Linked DNA regions of Homo sapiens: region 1 is linked to region 2. The links are chromatin contacts, found by Hi-C or POLR2A ChIA-PET in ENCODE. All regions are on one chromosome and are shown on one strand. The core of a region is the stretch at or near the end of the contact, and the rest is flanking DNA. Distances in the headings are between cores, read along the strand shown. Region 1 overlaps MAPK4 (mitogen-activated protein kinase 4). Region 2 overlaps MAPK4 (mitogen-activated protein kinase 4).

Region 1 (3,753 bases), core at 694-3,193, 72 kb after region 2:
GCCACAAGGACAAACACTGCAAGGTGGCTAGCAAGAGTTGGGGACACAGTCTATAGCTAGGGAACAATACACAATTCATACATCATGCAGAGTTCAAATACTCTCTCATATTTTCACTATCTTCAATTTCAGGAGGCTGCACTGCTAAAGTTATAAAAAGAGGATCTGTTGTTTTTGTTTTTGGCTTTTTTTTTAAGAACATGAGACATGCCCTAGAGGCTTAGTTCCGCAGTTCATCCAGCCTCATGTTCGGTCACTGCCAGGGGTACACGAAGTGGATGGGAAATTAGGATTTGCACTCTCTGATTTGATTCCTCCACCATAACCCCAGAACATCCCATAGGTCTGTGTGATTCTTCTTTAATAGAGAAGAGACATAAAGGGCTTGGACAGACTCCCTGGCTGTAGCAAGCAGCAGCTAAGACATGCTGTAAAGTAGCAAACGGTATTTAGATGCTTAAGGACGATAAACACATTGGTTTTTATCCAGAAATCTCTCCCAGTTGAACTCCCAGCAAGCATCAGTCCTCAAGGAGCAAGAAGACTTCAGGCACTCTTCAGTGAAAGCATAGCAATTATGATGAACAGGATCTTACTCAATCCTCAATATGCCCTGAAGCATTTGTGCCTAAAGACAGACATTTATGCCCCCAATTCACTGCTGTGAAGAGGAAAGCTTAGGGTCAGAGGGACTTTGAGAAGTCCTCTAGTACAGTGTGTCTCTAGCTTTAAATGCATCAAGATCACCTGCAAGGTTTGTAAAACCCAGGTTGTTAGGGTCCAGCCCCAGAGATCCAGAAATTCTGATTCAGTGTGAAGAGAAGGGAGAATTGATAGCAACAGGAGACAAATTCCTAGGCAGACAGGAACGGGTCCCCAGTGAAACCCGACCTACAATCCAAAGACAGTTTAAAGCCTGAAAACTGAGCTGCCAGTTCCACATAGAGTCCATGACTAGTGATAACTTCTATCCCCATCTTACCCTCCCTCTCTATCAATTGGTTCCTTGTTTCCTGTTTTTTGTTTTTTGGAGACAGAGTCTTGCTCTGTTGCCCAGGCTGGAGTGCAGTGGCGCAATCTCAGCTCACTGCAACCTCCACCTCCTGGGCTCAAACAATTTTTATGCCTCAGCTTCCCAAGTAGCTGGGACTACAGGTGCACACCACCATGCCTGGCTAATTTTTTGCATTTTTAGTAGAGATGGGGTTTCATTATGTTGCCCAGGCTGGTCTCAAACTCCTGAGCTCAGGCAATCCACTCACCTTGGCCTCCCAAAGTGCTAGGATTACAGGCGTGAGCCACCGCACCTGGCTGATTGGTTCCTTCTGAATGATGCCTTTTAACCAATCGAATGGTGCTTTTTCCAAAGACCACCCATGGACCAATAAACACACATTCTCTCATTCTAGGCCCATAAAACCCCCAAACTCAGCCTCACAGACAGAACCTGCTTTCAGGGTCCCCTCTTTCAGTTGAGAGCTTTCCTTCTGTTGATCAATAAAATTCTTCTCTCCCTTACTCACTCCCTAGTGTCCATGCACCTCATTCCTCTTGGTCACAGGACATGAACCCAGAACTCAATGAGCTGTGGGCAGCAGGAACGAAAAGAGCTGTGACATGCTCTCACTCACCAGACTATGGTAGAAAGAGAGCTGTAATATGCCTCCACTCACTGAGCTACAAGAATAAAGAGCTGTGACTTTTCTTGCAGACTCAGACCTTGGGACTTTCTGAGCAAGAGCTGTAACACCCCTTGGGGCTCCATGATTGCTGGCATCTCTGAGTTTTGGGGCATCACTGCGTTCCCCTCATCTAGACACTGGTGCCCAACATGGAAGCTGCTCGTGTCATGCTCAATCCAGCTAGGAGCTGAGCACAGAACTGTAGCGGGCATGGGATCTGGGCCAGGGCACAAGCCAAGCACAGTCTGCCAGGCCAAGCAGGTGGAGTGAGCCCAGTGGGCTGGAGTGAGGCCCCAGGCAGAGGCAGCAGCAGCTGTAGAGATTTCTGGCTGGTGAAGCAGCACCAAAGGAATTCTATAACAGAATGAGCCTTGCTAAAAAACTTCTAGGTGCGGCTACTGATGCTGCTCTGCAGACTACAGTTTGAGAACCACTGGCCTAGTCTACCCACCTGCCCAGTGCAGGAATTCTTGGTGCAACAACCATAACATCTCTGTGATATGGTCCCAGGCTGAGCCATTCTAACATCAGGGAGCTCATTAATTCACAAGGTAGCCCTGCACTTTCTTAGGCCACTCTGTGTGACTAGGGTGGGGATAGGTGGTAGAGTCAGGATTTAGCTTTCTCAGTAAGGGCACCCGCACCTGAGCATCCTCGCTGTACCACAGAACAGGAGAGCTTGCCACTAGGAGCCACTGAGTGTCAGAGTCTGTAAGATCTTCATAATCAGCCAGCCCAGTGGTTCTCATCTGAGGAGATCCTGTAGCCAGACTTCATCCCAGACTGAGTGAATCAGAACTTCTAGAGTATTTTGTTTAAGTTCCCTGAGTTGCTCCAACAAGCAGCCAGGGTACAGACCCACTGAATGGGTCCCTCTCCACTTTACATATGAGAAATCTGAGGCCCAGTGGAAGGAAAGGGCTCTAACCCTCCAGCAGATAAGCCCACCTCTTTTTAAGCTGCCCTATTCTTCATAATTCTAGAAATAGCAGAAGTCTCATCAATAGATAATGCTTTCAAAAGGACAATGATAATTGTATGGTGCTTATTATTAAAAGTTTCATTTGCCTGTGAGCTCTGTGACAGTAAAAATTTACATGTAACTTTCCTAGGTCCCCAAACTCCTAGGACATGTCACGTATCCCAGTAACTGTTGTCAGACTAACTCTTGGATCTCAACCCTTCACCACATTCTACCCACAGGTGCATGGAGTTCCCCAGAGCAGCTCCCAAGCCACCCACATGGGAAAATAAGTTACTGGCAAAGGATGAACTCAACTCTTCTGCTCACCTGCTTTGTGTGATGGTTTAAAATATGTTCAAAAATTATTTGACACTCTCTTCACAAAGTTGAGCATAATTCCCCTTCATCTGAATGTGGGCTGGACTCAGTGGCTCACTTCTAATGAAGAGAAAGAAAAGGGCAATGACCATGCCATTTCAGAGTCCAGGTTGTAGAGGTACCGTAACTGCTCGGTTGCTCTCTTGGATCACGTGTGTGCCCTGGAGGGAGGCAGCTGCCGTGTGATAAGCCCCTATGGAAAGACCTGCAGAGAGGAACCAACGCCTCCAGCCACATGAGTGACCTTGGAAGCTGATCCTTCAGCCCAAGACAAGCTTCCAGATGTCTGTGGCCCTCACCAACACCATGACTGCAGCCTCATGAGAGTCCCTGAACTAGAACCACTCAGCTAAGCAGCTTCCAAATGCCTGACACAAAGGATCTGTAAGCAAATAAACCTTTGCCGTTTTAAGCTTCTGAATCATGGGGTGGTTTGCTACAGCCACAGATAGTGAATACATCTTGCTGCCTTGCTTTTTAAGCAAAAGCACTCGTGCATTTTAGGATGTTGAGAGTGCCCAGGATGAACATGCAAACTCCTCCTCCTTCAGTGCTCACAGAGTGAGGATGAATACAGGCATCAAGCTGTGCTACTGGGTAAGCAGAAGGTGGAAGGCCCCAGGAGCAGTATTGATGGACAATGGAAAGGCAGATGTGTTTGGGTTTCCAAGGGAAATTCAGGCATCTCAGTATATCATCCAGCTACTACCTGATGCCAGGCAGAGCAGG
Region 2 (3,423 bases), core at 779-3,278:
TCTGACCTCAAGAAGCTTATATTCATATTGGGGGAGTGGAACTACAACAATAATTATGGAAACAATGCAGGAACATTCAGGGGCCAACTGTGTGATTCCTACTATAAGCGTAGCAGGAAGCAGGGTGAGTCCCATCAGTCAGAGAGGCTCTTGGAGGATGTGGAAGGCAGCTTCCCAGATGCCCCAGTGATCCTGGTTTTCAGGCCTTGTGTCATCCCCTCCCCTTAAGTGGGTGCTGGACTCACTGACTCATTTCTAAAGAATAGAATTTGGCAAAAAGAATGGGATGCCACTTCTGAGATCATGTTATAAAGAGCCTGTAGCTTCCATCTGAGGTAATCACTCTCTCCTGTTCGCTTTTGGGGAAGCTGCTGCTCCTTCTTGAGGCAGCCCTATGGGGGGATCCCTGTGAGTTCTCAGAAATGGACCTGCTGGCCACCGTGTGAGTGAGCTTGGAAGCAACCCTTCCCTGAGTTGAGCCCTGAGTGGACTACAGCCCCGCCAACAGCTTGATGGACATCCCAGGACACCTCGAGTCAGAGGCACCAACTAAACCATGCCCAGATTCTTGACTCTCAGGAGCTGCGTGGTAATAAATGTTGTTTTTAAGCCAATAAATGTTGGGACATTTGTTATACAGCGATAGCTAACTAATGGAGAGGAAGGACTTGGAGATCTGCAGTTCTTGACTTTCTAAAATAGAGAAGAGGCCTTGAAAAGCCCTCCTTGAGTCTGGGGTCCTGGGTCTCACCTGGCATGGATCTCATTAGATTCCAGAGTCAGATAGAATTCTGGGGAGGAGGGGAACCTTACCTGTCTGTTTTCACTGATGTAACCCAGGGTCCAGGGCAGTGTCTGGCATATAGAGAGGGATTCAATAAATAAATATCAGTGGACACAGGAATGGCTCCATGTTTGCAGTAAGATTTTGGTTATGACACAGTACAACCCACATGGAAAGATAAATTTAAAAAGCATCCCTGAGGCCCAGAAAAGAAAGTTTTTTAAATCCCTCCAGAGTGAGTAGGGGCTAAAAGCAGGGGTTCAAGGGAGGAGGCCACACAGGCCCCCAAAAGCATAATGACCAGAGGTGTTTCCTCACCGAGTTAAGAACTGCTGTGTAACTGCTGATCTTTACCATTGAGACTCAGCCGGGTCTCACTCTCAGCGGCGGCAGGGGGACCCCCAGGAATTAGGAGAAACAACTCTCCCTGGCTTTCCGGCTTTTGAAATTAAGCGCTGCTCCCTCCACCCCAGAGGAGTGCAGGCTGCAGTGGTTCGTGTGGAGTGACCTGTGCATGCTCAGGAACTCATTTTCCTTTGCAGAAACCCTGATATATGGGCAGATGGCTGCTCCTAATGGTGCCGCCCATGATGCCAACCTTGGGCTACAGTCCCTATGCCTGTTCCTCTCTCATGCCCAGCACCACTCCCAGCCCAGGACCTGGGATGACCCTTCACAAACACCAGCCAGCAGGACACCAACCGACCCGAGCCAAAAGCCCAGCTTAGTCTAAAATAAATACATCTCAAGCAGAGGAACCACTGACAGGCTCTGCTGCCCATGATGGGCCTCAGGTGAGCCTTCTCCCCCTGGGACGTGTGAGCCTGTGGTGACTGCAAACATCTTAAGGTCCCTGGGAGGCAGTGATGCCACCCACCCTGGGTTGTGTTTCCCTCAATACGGTTTTCTAAAGAACACGCCTGTGGGGACACTGCTGAGAAAGAAACAGGAGGGGACCCTGTTATCTTCACCTCCCTGAGGTGGGGTGGTTAGAGGAAAGAATTGAGGGAGGGAAGAGAAGTTTGCAGAAGGAACATCAGATGCTGGGTGGGGAGTTCCCTCCTCCCCAAAGAGCAAACTCCAGGAGCGTTCAGGCTTTGCTCTGTTTTCCTTTTGAAAATTACGTAACCAGCCAGGGAGAACAAAGCCTTCCCATGCCTCTCAGCGATACTAAAATAGCACGGAGAGAAATTCCGGCTGCCTCGTCGGAACTCCAGCACCACATCAGCAAAGCTGGGGAAGGGGAGCATCTGGGTCCCTGCGTGGGAAGTCTGGGAGCCGGTGGCCACGGGCATAGCACCAGCTGCACAAAGGCCCCTGCCCAGGCTGAAGGCTGAGTCCAGCTTCTGGTCCACAAGTGTGCCAGGGGGCATGTGTAGCAGGTGTGTAAATCCTTCTGATTTTAAACGACTCCTGCAACCTTTGACCCTTGTAGATTCAAGGGGAAACTTCTCTTTTTAAAGGAAGGAGATCTGAGATAGCAGAAGATGGTGGCCTCTTTCAAAATCTAAATCAGTGCAATTATGACTTCAGTGGCTAAATAAGGTGAGGCCCTATTTGGGGCTTGCTTTGTTTGGGCTGTGTTCTGAAGGGAAGTGATCCCAGCCGGATCTGAGCTTCTCAGAGGAGAGGCAGAGCCTGCATCTTTAATTCTCCCACACTGGCTTCAGTACTTATTGAATGGTGCCTGCAGGCCACTGTGCCTTCCCTGAATTGGGAGATAACTCTGTGAGCCCACATTTAATAAGCCATCATGGGAATGCAGAAAGTCCTCTGGCAGCTCAGTGTTCAGACCTGAGTTTTCCTGCCGAATTTTGGGACCCATAAATGGGACCACTTACTTTCTACCTGCAGGGTTAGCCCATGGCAGGGATGCTCAAAGATCCTTGGCTTGTAGCCACAGGAGTCCGTATTATCTTGCTTTCGACCAGCAATGGCAGATGTGTGCCGTATATACTACTTCACTCCATTTTGTGCCTATGGCAGACATTGATAATCAGTCATGACTCTCTCCTGATGAGCCAGGAGAATCAAAGTCCTTCTAAAACAGCACTCCTGAGAGCCTCTGCCAAGCATCTGGAGCTGGCACTCAGTCGGAGCCCATGTGCATCGGTGGCCTTGACTCTGACCTCACGCTCCCATTGCTAACGGGATCTTTCTTTGTCTCTGGCACCAATCCCTGCCTTGTTCCCCAGGCACACAGTCCAACTGCGCTAGCCTTTATTGAGGGCCTCCTAGGTGCTGGGCATAGTCATACACATTCAACAACGTTTAAGTTGAAGTTTCATTAGTTACACTGTGAGGTAGGCGGAACTATTCTCAGTAGATTAATCAACTCAGCACAGTGCGTGGTGCACAGTAGGTGCCCTGCAGGTGCCCATTCTCCTCCGCTTCCTTCCATTTTGCAGAGAGTTGAAATGACTTCCTCAAGATCACACCCTAGAAGGTAGAGCCTGGGTTCTAAACTAGGCGTGGTTCCAACACCAGTGAACTCTGTCATCTCCCATGGGGCTTCCTGTTACAGAGCACTCTTGAGCATCCTTGAGTGCTTGCTTCTGTTTTTCTAATTTTCCCAGTTTCTTGGAGAAGGATTTACCTTGCTTCCTTAACTCATCTTGGGAACTGACATCCTTTCTCAC

Evidence for each region. A loop is a pair of places that touch in the nucleus more often than their neighbours do. ChIA-PET counts read pairs that join two places held with the same protein, here RNA polymerase II (POLR2A). Pooled maps may share reads with other maps.
Region 1: a loop to region 2 is called in a map of heart right ventricle, with 2.6 times the contacts of the local background. The contact joins two enhancer-like sites. A Hi-C loop is called at or near these places in 6 of 168 maps with a recorded cell type or tissue (MCF 10A, astrocyte of the cerebellum, cardiac septum and 2 more) and 2 of 50 pooled maps. POLR2A ChIA-PET finds 5 or more read pairs at or near these places in 1 of 52 experiments (HCT116).

Annotation. Positions count from the first base shown.
Region 1 is chr18:50,580,866-50,584,618 of GRCh38, reverse strand. All of the region lies in intron 1 of MAPK4 (mitogen-activated protein kinase 4), which reads right to left. Among named protein-coding and RNA genes, the nearest start is that of MAPK4, 23 kb to the right of the region's middle. Within about 2 kb of position 1,943, at least 3 of the 41 ENCODE cell types and tissues checked have a DNase peak (open chromatin) inside an H3K27ac peak, as active enhancers do; they include heart right ventricle, where a contact is called at or near this core.
Region 2 is chr18:50,653,391-50,656,813 of GRCh38, reverse strand. The region is part of intron 1 of MAPK4 (mitogen-activated protein kinase 4); the gene reads right to left. Among named protein-coding and RNA genes, the nearest start is that of MAPK4, 95 kb to the right of the region's middle. Within about 2 kb of position 2,028, at least 11 of the 41 ENCODE cell types and tissues checked have a DNase peak (open chromatin) inside an H3K27ac peak, as active enhancers do; they include heart right ventricle, where a contact is called at or near this core.